Linked DNA regions of Homo sapiens: regions 2 and 3 are each linked to region 1. The links are chromatin contacts, found by Hi-C or POLR2A ChIA-PET in ENCODE. All regions are on one chromosome and are shown on one strand. Each heading gives the region's core, a stretch centred on a gene start or an enhancer-like site at or near the end of the contact. The rest is flanking DNA. Distances are from core to core; before and after follow the strand shown.

What was found. Hi-C counts contacts between places; a loop is a spot of excess contacts on that map. ChIA-PET counts read pairs that join two places held with the same protein, here RNA polymerase II (POLR2A). Pooled maps may share reads with other maps.
Region 2: a pooled map shows a loop between it and region 1 (31-fold over the local background). The contact joins the promoter of TFE3 here to the promoter of CLCN5 in region 1. A Hi-C loop is called at or near these places in 11 of 50 pooled maps.
Region 3: a pooled map shows a loop between it and region 1 (12-fold over the local background). The contact joins the promoter of OTUD5 here to the promoter of CLCN5 in region 1. A Hi-C loop is called at or near these places in 8 of 50 pooled maps. POLR2A ChIA-PET finds 5 or more read pairs at or near these places in 2 of 52 experiments (A549 and Caco-2).

What each region holds. Positions count from the first base shown.
Region 1 is chrX:49,921,162-49,924,292 of GRCh38, reverse strand. It overlaps CLCN5 (chloride voltage-gated channel 5), which reads right to left and starts at 1,697. Exons shown (of 15, transcript NM_001127898.4): 1 at 1,501-1,697; 2 at 811-886. RefSeq lists a silencer at 1,386-1,435.
Region 2 is chrX:49,041,496-49,044,820 of GRCh38, reverse strand. It overlaps TFE3 (transcription factor binding to IGHM enhancer 3), which reads left to right and starts at 1,464. Exons shown (of 10, transcript NM_006521.6): 1 at 1,464-1,710. The coding sequence starts at 1,595. RefSeq lists a silencer at 1,494-1,733 and an enhancer at 1,275-2,138.
Region 3 is chrX:48,956,329-48,959,515 of GRCh38, reverse strand. It overlaps OTUD5 (OTU deubiquitinase 5), which reads left to right and starts at 1,909. Exons shown (of 9, transcript NM_001136157.2): 1 at 1,909-2,539. The coding sequence starts at 1,946. It also overlaps the pseudogene RNU6-722P. RefSeq lists an enhancer at 1,163-1,352 and silencers at 1,453-1,612, 1,813-1,862, 2,233-2,292.

The DNA of each region.
Region 1 (3,131 bases), core at 448-2,947:
TAATCCCAGCTACTCGGAAGGCTGAGGCAGGAGAATCGCTTGAACCCGGGAGGGAGGCGGAGGTTGCAGTGAGCCAAGATTGTGCCACTGCACTCCAGCCTGGGCGACAGAACGAGAGCCGGCTCAAACCAAAAAAAAAAAAAAAAATAGGAGCTAGGAATGGGAGAAAAAATGAGAGGTCTGACGACTTAGTTTGACTTAGAGGCTTAACACTCTGCTTGCCCATTTAAACAAGATCTCAGTTAATAAACTGGTCTTCCCTACTTAGCATACAAGCCAATCTGTTTTTTCTAAAAGTCTTCACCTTTTTGACCTGGTGAACATCAAAGTAGATTGTTATTTCCATATCTTTTATACAACCAACACCTCCACCTCCTAAGTGAAAGTGCTAAAGCACAAACACTGAAGGCTAATACTAGCTTGAGAATCGTGTTGGCCTTCTTTAATGACAAAAGGGTTAATGTGTACACCAGTCCCAAAACACCAACAGAGAAAAGACAGTGCTTTGGACAAGGAAAAGTTCGCGAAGTCCAAGAAAACTAGGAACTCACAAACTCCTAGGGTGAATTCAGCAGGAAAAAGCGCTCCGATGACTTCTCTGAGACCTGGGACAGTCTGTTTTGATTTGCCTTTTTTCTTCTCCTATTTCGCGTGCAGTTAAGAAGTAATGATCATCGTCCCGTGGGACTAGGCGAAATTTAACATCCCTGAAGTTAAACCCGAGCAGTTGCTAATAAATGTATGAAGTTTATGTAAAGTTGATTCGTGCTGGTTTTTTATGCTCCAAACTTCTAGATTTCCCTCACTTACTCGGGGCAGCTTCCACTGACGTTATCGCACGGGCACAGGTACAACTTCACTGGGAACTCCAGGCAACTGATTTGCTCTGAAATGTTAATCAAAGGAAACGTGCGTCAATGTAAAGGCAAAGCTTTTCCCGTGTGGATCAAGGCGCTCAAGAGCAAGGCTCGAAAGTCTGGAGAGAACCAGCTACGCGCGTTAAGTGGCAAAAGGAAAACAGCGCAGCAACTACTTTTCCGAGAGTTTCTCCACTTTGCTAAGACCCATACAAAACCAGCGGCAAGTCCAGAGCCGGAGGGAGAAGAGCCGGGCCTCGGCTGAGCTTTGCCAGCCTAAGTCACCCTACCCCAGTCCGGGAAAGGGGACGCAGGCGGCTAAACACTCCGATTCAAAAGCGGGGCGGGCTTGGCGCCGCTCCGCAAGGAAACTTCGCTCGGGCAACCCAGGGACCATAACTCGGAGAACAGGGCTGGGCTCCCGGGAAGACGCCGCTCAGCACTGGCTGGAACTAGCCTGTCTACCTCCTCTAAGCGCCGGGCTGCCAACGCCGGGCGCGGGGAAGCCCCATCTCCGGGGGTCCAAGCCAGCGGGATTGCGCTTCCCCTGTGTCGCTGCGCTTAGGGGGTGCTCCGGGGGTGGGCCGGGGGCCAGCGGCCCGCCAAGGACCTGTTGGGGAAGGGACAGCCCGTTTGCCTTTACCTGTCGCCGAGGTCCGGAGCGGCGGAGCCCGTGTCCGCCGCCGGTGGGCAGCGCGCTCGGTCGGCTCTGGCGTCCAGGACACCAAGTTGAGTGAGCGCCCCACGTAGCCGGCAGAGCTTCATTCACACAGCCCAGCCGGGGAGGAGGGGGAGCGAAGCGGGCGCGCGGCTCATGTGACAGGGCGCCTCGCGAGTATCGGCTCAGCCCAGCCAGCGTCTGCGCGTGCGCGCCACGCCGAGCTCACACCCGGCACCTCTACCCAGCCGAGATGAGGGGAGGCCCGCCGGGGAGGAGCTGCCAGGAGGAGTTTCAACTTGCGCAGCCGCAGTACGTCGGCCCCGCTCGCTGCCATATTTAATGAGGACTGGGCGGGCGGGTCCTATCCCAGTGCTGGGCGTGTCAGTTGCCTTTGAAAACGCAATGCCCCATTGTGTTTCACTATTTCCAGCTTGCAGTGCCTTTTTTTGCTGGGGAGAAGGTTTGTCCTTAGAATGAAACTGTCTATCCTGAGCTTTCGGCCCACAGAGTAATTAGTAGTAGAAATCTAATACTAATAACATTAGATCACATAATTTGAGCTGCTTCTTATGTGCCAGGCACTCTCCTAACCCCTTTACTTTTTTCGTCTCATTTGGTGTTCACAATAACCCCGAGGGTTATTTCTCCATTTTTACTCATAAAAATACACAGGCACAGAAAGGTTAAGTAACTTGTCTAAACTCATATAATAGTAGGAATAGGAATAGTGATCAAACGTAGTGATACTTTTAACAGCCAACTTGATGTTTCCAGCAACGCTGCAAAAACTATACTGCAGTTGTTAGTACTGTATTATCTCCATATTAATCATTACAAAACAGAGGCTCAGAAAAGCTGAAGTCACAGGACTAGTACGTGGTAGAACTGGGAATCCAACCTAGGTCTAACTTACTCCAAAGCCCTTACCCTAGGTTTGAAAGAAACAGCACACCGTTTTGCAGAAGAGAAAACTTAGGCCAAATGGGGTGCACTGACTCACTTAAGATGATCCAGCTAATTAGTTCTTGGCAGACCTGAGACTGGAATCCATATAATCCAAGTAATCTAACTAGAACCAGGGTACTCTACTGCAGTGAACAATTTGGAATGCCTACTTTGGACAAGCTAAGTGGTCAGGGATTTAAAAACCCCTATCCTAGCCCAATCAGCATAAGGCTACCGGGGACAAATTTGTAATCCGACATAGTCAGGCTTTGACCCATTGCAATATGAGAGACTGCACACGGTAGGCATTTCATCAAACAGAAAAACATGGAGTCATTATAGGATTGGAGAGAAGAGTGGAGTTTAGGTGAATTTTAAACAAAGCAGTGTTTTTGGTAAGCTCAAAGCAAAGCAGTACTGTCATTTGGGGTCACCATCAGGTCTGAACTGCAAAGTGAACCCAGAGTTGTGTTTCCTTGGGAACCACAAAATAAAGATAGATGTGGAATGTTGTGTCCAGATACCCCTTATCTGAAGCTCTGCACCTGGGTTGGAAATTGAGGCTGCTTCTCTGTGTCAAAGAAACTTATGTCCTCCAGATGCATGTGGGATGTTTCATTCTTACTGATACGATTTCAAGCAGAAAAGTTTCTGATAATCTACGATTT
Region 2 (3,325 bases), core at 215-2,714, 880 kb after region 1:
GTGTTGGCCAGGCTGGTCTCAAACTCCTGACCTCAGGTGATCCACCCGCCTCGGCCTCCCAAAGTGCTGGGATTACAGGCATGAGCCACCGCGCCCGGCCAGAAGTCATCTTTATTATGTAGAGGTTTCCCCCTTGTACGAGATGGTTGTGTGTGAGTATGGATGAGTTTACGAAAGCAACTGACAGACCTGTGAAATAATGATGCCAATACAGGAAGGTCCAAGGTAAATGAAAGCCCGGTGAAATTCCTGGAGGCGCAACTCAGGGTGGGGTCTTGGGATGTCAGGAAAGAGGAAGGGAAGGCTGTAGGTCTGGGTGTTTTGTGAGCTATTTGCACCTGAGGATATATGAGTGAGACCCTCCGCCTTGTGCGAGCCGGCTTGCATGCGTCTGGCATACAGAAGCGCTCAGTGAATGTTGAATAAGTGAACAAATGAGTGAATCAACTAATTTTGGGAAGCTTCTTGTATGCCAAACAACCTGCTAGCACTTTTCATACATTATCTTTAATCCTCAGAACAACCCTGCCAGACAGGTATTTTGACCCCCATTTAACAGGCCAGGAAAGCTGAGGCTGGGAGAGGGGAGGTCCCCTTCCCTATTCAAACCTGGATCTTTGTGATTCCAGAAGTCGTCATTCACCGAAGGGACCAGATTCATTCACCCGTCAAGAATTTATTAAGCACATATTGCGCAGCGCAATGAACATAGTACAACCGCTCTCGATGGCATGGAACAGGCGGAATACTCCCGGAAGACCAGCTGGGCGGCTGGACTGCGGACAGCGAAAGGGGGGGGTTTCTGGCCCGCACCTTCAGGGAATGTAGCTGCCTCTGCCTCATAGTTATGGCTTTGGCTGAGAGAGCACAGCCAGATCGAGGTTGGAGCGCGGTCTAGGGCTCAGATATTACAAATATTGGCCGAAAGAGGGCGCGGTTCCGCAGCTAAAAGCTTGGCCAGGAGACCCTCCGTGCGCCGACTGGCCATCGATGCGCAGGCGCAGAGGACCCAAGGAGCGGCTTAATATTACCTTGCAGAGGGATAATTTGAGAAGAGAGGGCGTGGCTCCGAAAGCGACGCAAACATAGAGGCGTGGTTCAACCAAATCAACCCTCGCCTATTTGTCGCTGCCCCTGAGGGCGTGGTCTGGGTGCTGCTTCTCGGAATGAGGGCGGGCCGAATCGCGTTTTTCCTCCGCGTCGGAGGCGTCGCTTAGGGTGGGCCCTCGAATCGCCGTTCAGCGATTGGCCGCCTCGCTAATGGGTCGTGGCCAGACGGGCCATCCATCCCCAGTGCGGTCACTTCCTGTGGAGTTTCCCCATCCCTGGGAGGAGGGAGGAGGGGGAAGAAGACGAGGGGGAGGAGGGCGGTCGTCCGGGGTTAGGTTGAGGGGGGGCGTCGGTCCGTTCTGGGCGGGGGATGACTCACAGCCCATCCCATCTCCCCGACGCCGCCCGCCCGCGCAGTGCTAGCTCCATGGCTTAGCGGAGGAGGCGGCGGTGGCGAGCTGGGGGGAGGGGGGACTCTTATTTTGTTAGGGGGACCGGGCCGAGGCCCGACCGGCCTGGCAGGGCTCGCCCGGGGCCGGGCGTCATGTCTCATGCGGCCGAACCAGCTCGGGATGGCGTAGAGGCCAGCGCGGAGGGCCCTCGAGCCGTGTTCGTGCTGTTGGAGGAGCGCAGGCCGGCCGACTCGGCTCAGCTGCTCAGGTGCGGGGCCGCCTGGGGCTGGGAGTGCCGACTGGGGCTCCCAGGGGCCTGATCTCGGGGGCAGTGGGGGCCCCGGACTGGGATTGGAGGCCCTCGGCCTAGCCTTGGAGGACGTCGGGGCGCCCGTCTTGGGGGGGCACCTAAGGAATCCGGCAGTGGCCTGCTTGGATTGTGGCTTTATTAAAGGAGTCGTGGGAGTGCATTAAGCGGGGTCTGGGTCAGGTTTGGGGAGCCCTTGACTGCGTCTAGAGGGGCCTATTCTGGAGTATCCAGAAACTGGTCTGAGATAGCTGAACTTGGTAGACAGGGTCTCTGATTAGAGGCTGAATTCGGGGATTTTCAGTCGGACATGAGGGGAATGAATTTGAGGGGACACTGTCAGGTGAGGCACTGGTTTTAAGGGAATCCTAGAATCTTTTTTCCCTCAGTGTGGGAGAAGGGGTCCTGAGGGACAGAAGTGCTGTCTTGGGAGCTTGGTGCCTCTCAGTGACTGGTTGCTGTGTTTGGGGATAACATGAATCTGGAGGGATTTGGAGGTATCTCAGATATGCTGCCTGGGACCAGCCTTGTGAGTGCGTGTGAATGAACAAGAGAAGCAACATTCAGCAAGACTTGACCAGAATAATCCTTTCCCCTCTGCCCGCCTACCCAGCTGGGGCAGATCCCAAGGATAGTGGAAAAGCCCTCTTCCCACACCTGTTAAGGGCCTGAATGGAAGATAGACAGCCAGGCAGAGGGCGATGATGTTACCTCTTAGCTCAGAGGCCTCAGACCTTGTTTGGGAACCCAGAGGAGGCTCTTGTTCATGCTGCTACTCGCTCTAGCCTCTCAGCCCTTCCCACTCCCTAGCCCCACACCCCTTTTCTTTTTATCTTCTTTTCGATCTCCGAGCTCCTGGGGGTAATCTTGAATCTGTCCATAGAGCTGGAACGAGTACAGATTGCACCATCCCTGCCTGGGTGGATCCCCTCTGGCCTCTTCTCATCCTTACTTTCATCAATGGGCTTTGGAGCCCCAGCCCTCCCTGCTCACCCCAGTGCCCATCTCTTCCAACTTCTGTGCAATGGGTGTGTGAGCCCTGGGTGGGGGGGGGTCTTTGCCTCCTTTGTGCCTGGGATTGTGCTGAGCTCAGTGGCTCGCCCGAGCTTCCTCTTCCCAACTTCCTGGGTGGTTTTAGGGCTCCATCTGAGGGTGAGGAGAGGAAGGAAGACAGATCCTTGGGGAGGGGAGAGGATTCTTGTCAAGTGAAGTCACCAGCAATCTCTCAGCATTCTAAATGTTTAGCTAAATTGAAGGATGCATATTCATCCACGTGTGTGTTAACTGTCCCTTGCTCTCTGGGGCTGAGCAGAGCCTTTCTGTATATCGATTCACCATCTTCTAATTCCTCTGTAACAACCTAGATCATCGCAGTAGTGGACATAGTTAAAGGGATGGGTGTATATGGCTTCTTATTTTGTGCGCCAGTGGGTGTTAGTGTTGGGGGTGTGTGTGTGTTTTGATCTATCCAAAAAAACAGGAGAAGGCTGGGCAGGCTCCTCCGGTAAGAAAAGAATGCTTGTATAAAGTGGATCAACCACCCAAATTCTCCCTCTTGTAAATCCAGTCTGTTGGA
Region 3 (3,187 bases), core at 660-3,159, 960 kb after region 1:
AAAAGTGACACAATGACTTGCTCAAGGTCATACAGTTGGTAATGGTCCATCTGTGCCTGGAACTGAGGTCTTTCTGGCTCCAAAGCCTGGGATCCTTCCACTGCACCACCATGCAGACTACTTTATTGAACACTTCCTATGTGCTGGGCACAGCACCAGGCCCTTCACAAGCATTAATCTCTGATCCTCGGATTAGAATTATTGCCAATTTATAGAATAGAAATTAAGGATGGGTGCTCACTTCGCACCACATATACTAAAATTAGAACGATACAGAGATTAGCATGGCACTATGCGAAAGGATGACACGCAAATACGTGAAGCGTTCTATAAAAAAGTAAACAACAACAACAAAAATTGAGGACGGGGTGGGTTTTAAATGACTGACAAAGATCACTCAGACAGGAAGGGCAGAGCTAGGATTAGCGTGTAGCTCTCCAGCTACTCAATAGCAGGGATTCTGCCAACCCCATTTTGAGACGCTGACTGGTGACAGAGCTTTCATAAACCTCGATCGACCCAAGCAAACTCAGTTTTAGAAAAAGGCTGGGCTTGGCCAGGCGCGGTGACTAACGCCTGTAATCCCAGCACTCTGGGAAGCCGAGGCGGGAGGATCGCTTGAGCCCGGGAGCTGGAGATCAGCCTGGGCAACATAGTGAGACTTTGTCCCTACAAAAAAGTGAAAAAAAAATTAGCCGGTCGTAGTGGTGCGCGCCTGTGGTCCCAGCTATTCGGGAGGCTGAGGCGGGAGGATCGCTTGAACCTGGGAGTTGGAGTTTGCAGTGAGCTATGATCGCGCCACTGCATTCCAACCTGGGCGACAGAGTGAGACCCCTGTCTCAATTAGGAAAAAAAAAAAAAAAAAAAAAAAAAAAGGCTGGGCCGCGCCTGCGCACTAGCCATAGGGGCGGGGAGGTCAACGCGAGGCCGAGAGTGCTGTGGTGCCAGAGAAGGCGTGTCTGTTTCCCAAACAACCACTGTCCCCACGGCGCCTGTCTGTCCCAAGGTTGGTCGGTATGCCGCGAGTGACGGCGTCTCTTAACCAATCACCGCAGAACTCAGGCTGTTGCCGGGGCGAAGCGGTGTCCGCCTCCCCCGGAAGGGTATTTGTAGGTGGGTGGGACCGGAAGTGACGCTACAGGGGCCAGCTATGCTCCCGGGAGTGTTGATGTTTTCCAGTCATTCCGGCTGACAGCGTTCAAGTTGGAATCCTGGAGGGGAGGTGTTTTTCCTGTCGTACGTGGGACAGGCCACGCTGTCCGTCCGCAGTACCGACGCCTGCAGGTCAGAGCTTCGGGGAGAAAAGTGAAGAGCAAGACGGAACTGACGGGGAGAAAGGCTGGGAACCAGGGTGTCGACTTTGACTGAAATTTGAGACGGAGGGCACCGGAGGGCGAGCACTCGCCTGTGATTGGCCCGTGGGCGTCGTCGAGGTCCCACGCAGCTGCTCAATTGGTTGGTGTTGCAATTGTTGTGGCGGCGGCGGCGGCGATTTTGCCCACGTACTTCCGAGTAAGGGGCGGGGCTGTGCCCTGGCGCGCGTGCGCAGCGCCCCGGGGCCCCACCCGGTAGTGCAAGAACCTGCGAGGGGGCGGAGCGAAGAGGTGCTTGTTTTGGTTCTGTTTCCTTTGAAGCAGAAGGCCGGAACAAGCGTAGCAATAAACTTGCTGGACTTGGAGAGAAGGCTAAGACAAACTCGCCGCACTGCCTTCATCTTGGACTTTACATCCGGGTTCTCCTCTCGGCGTGACCCGCGCGCCGCCACCGCCGCCGCCGCCGCCGCCGCCTCCTCCGCCGCCGAGGGTTCTCGAACCGGTGCCGCGATCCCTTTATCCGGGTCTCGCCGTTCCCGTCGTGCCTCGCGCACTACACTAGCCCCCTCATCCGGGTTCTCTCCCGGCGTGCCCCGCGCCGGGTTTGTTGGGGGGTACTCGGCAGTGCAGCCATGACTATACTCCCCAAAAAGAAGCCGCCGCCTCCCGACGCCGACCCCGCCAACGAGCCGCCGCCGCCCGGGCCGATGCCCCCGGCGCCGCGGCGCGGCGGAGGTGTGGGCGTGGGCGGCGGCGGCACGGGCGTGGGCGGCGGCGATCGCGACCGTGACTCCGGCGTCGTGGGGGCCCGTCCGCGAGCTTCGCCACCGCCTCAAGGCCCGCTACCAGGACCGCCGGGCGCTCTTCATCGCTGGGCGCTGGCCGTGCCGCCTGGTGCAGTGGCGGGTCCCCGGCCACAACAGGCTTCTCCACCTCCTTGCGGGGGCCCAGGTGGTCCCGGCGGCGGTCCCGGCGACGCGCTGGGCGCAGCGGCGGCGGGTGTGGGTGCCGCGGGCGTGGTGGTGGGTGTGGGTGGTGCCGTAGGCGTGGGCGGCTGCTGCTCCGGGCCTGGGCACAGCAAGCGGCGACGTCAAGCTCCCGGGGTTGGCGCGGTTGGCGGGGGCAGTCCCGAGCGTGAGGAGGTCGGCGCAGGCTACAACAGTGAGGACGAGTATGAGGCGGCTGCAGCACGCATCGAGGCTATGGACCCTGCCACTGTCGAGCAGGTAAGAGCTGTGGGGTGAGGGGTGAGCGGCCACGGCAGATGGGACCCCCAGACTGTGAAGGGACTCAAGGAAGGCTGTTTGAGATCGCCCCAAGGGATCTAGGCGTTTTCACTGGGCCTGACAGTCTTCTCTGGCGGTAGGGATGTGAGACACCTTCTTTCCTCCCCTCCAGGATTTTGGGGCTAGAGGCCTACGGTAAGGTGTCAGACTTAAAGATCCGAGGTCTCTTTTAAGGTCTATAGTCGTCATTCCAGTCCCTGGGACCTCATCATATAGGGCCAATAGGTGGGAATTCTCCAAGAGATACAGGTAGGATCGCGCCCCTCTTGAGTAGGAGTCTCAGGTCTCCCAAGAGACTTAGGTATGTGTTCAGTGGCTTAAGAGCTCTTTTCCTCTGGGATAGAAGTTTGAGATTCCCCTTCCAGGAAAGTCAAATAAGGTGGAGACCTCGGAGATCGGGGCTGAACATCCCCAAGGAGCCTAAGCCCTTTCAAGAGTCTGAGACACTCTGCATATAGGACAATCCTCTCCCGCTTCGCTGGGTAACACTGCACAGGACCACTGAATAGCCAGACCTGAGACCTCAAGGGTCCTAAGTCTGTCTTCAGGGGCCTGAGAGTCCTGCTTCTAGAATCAAGGTCCTGACAC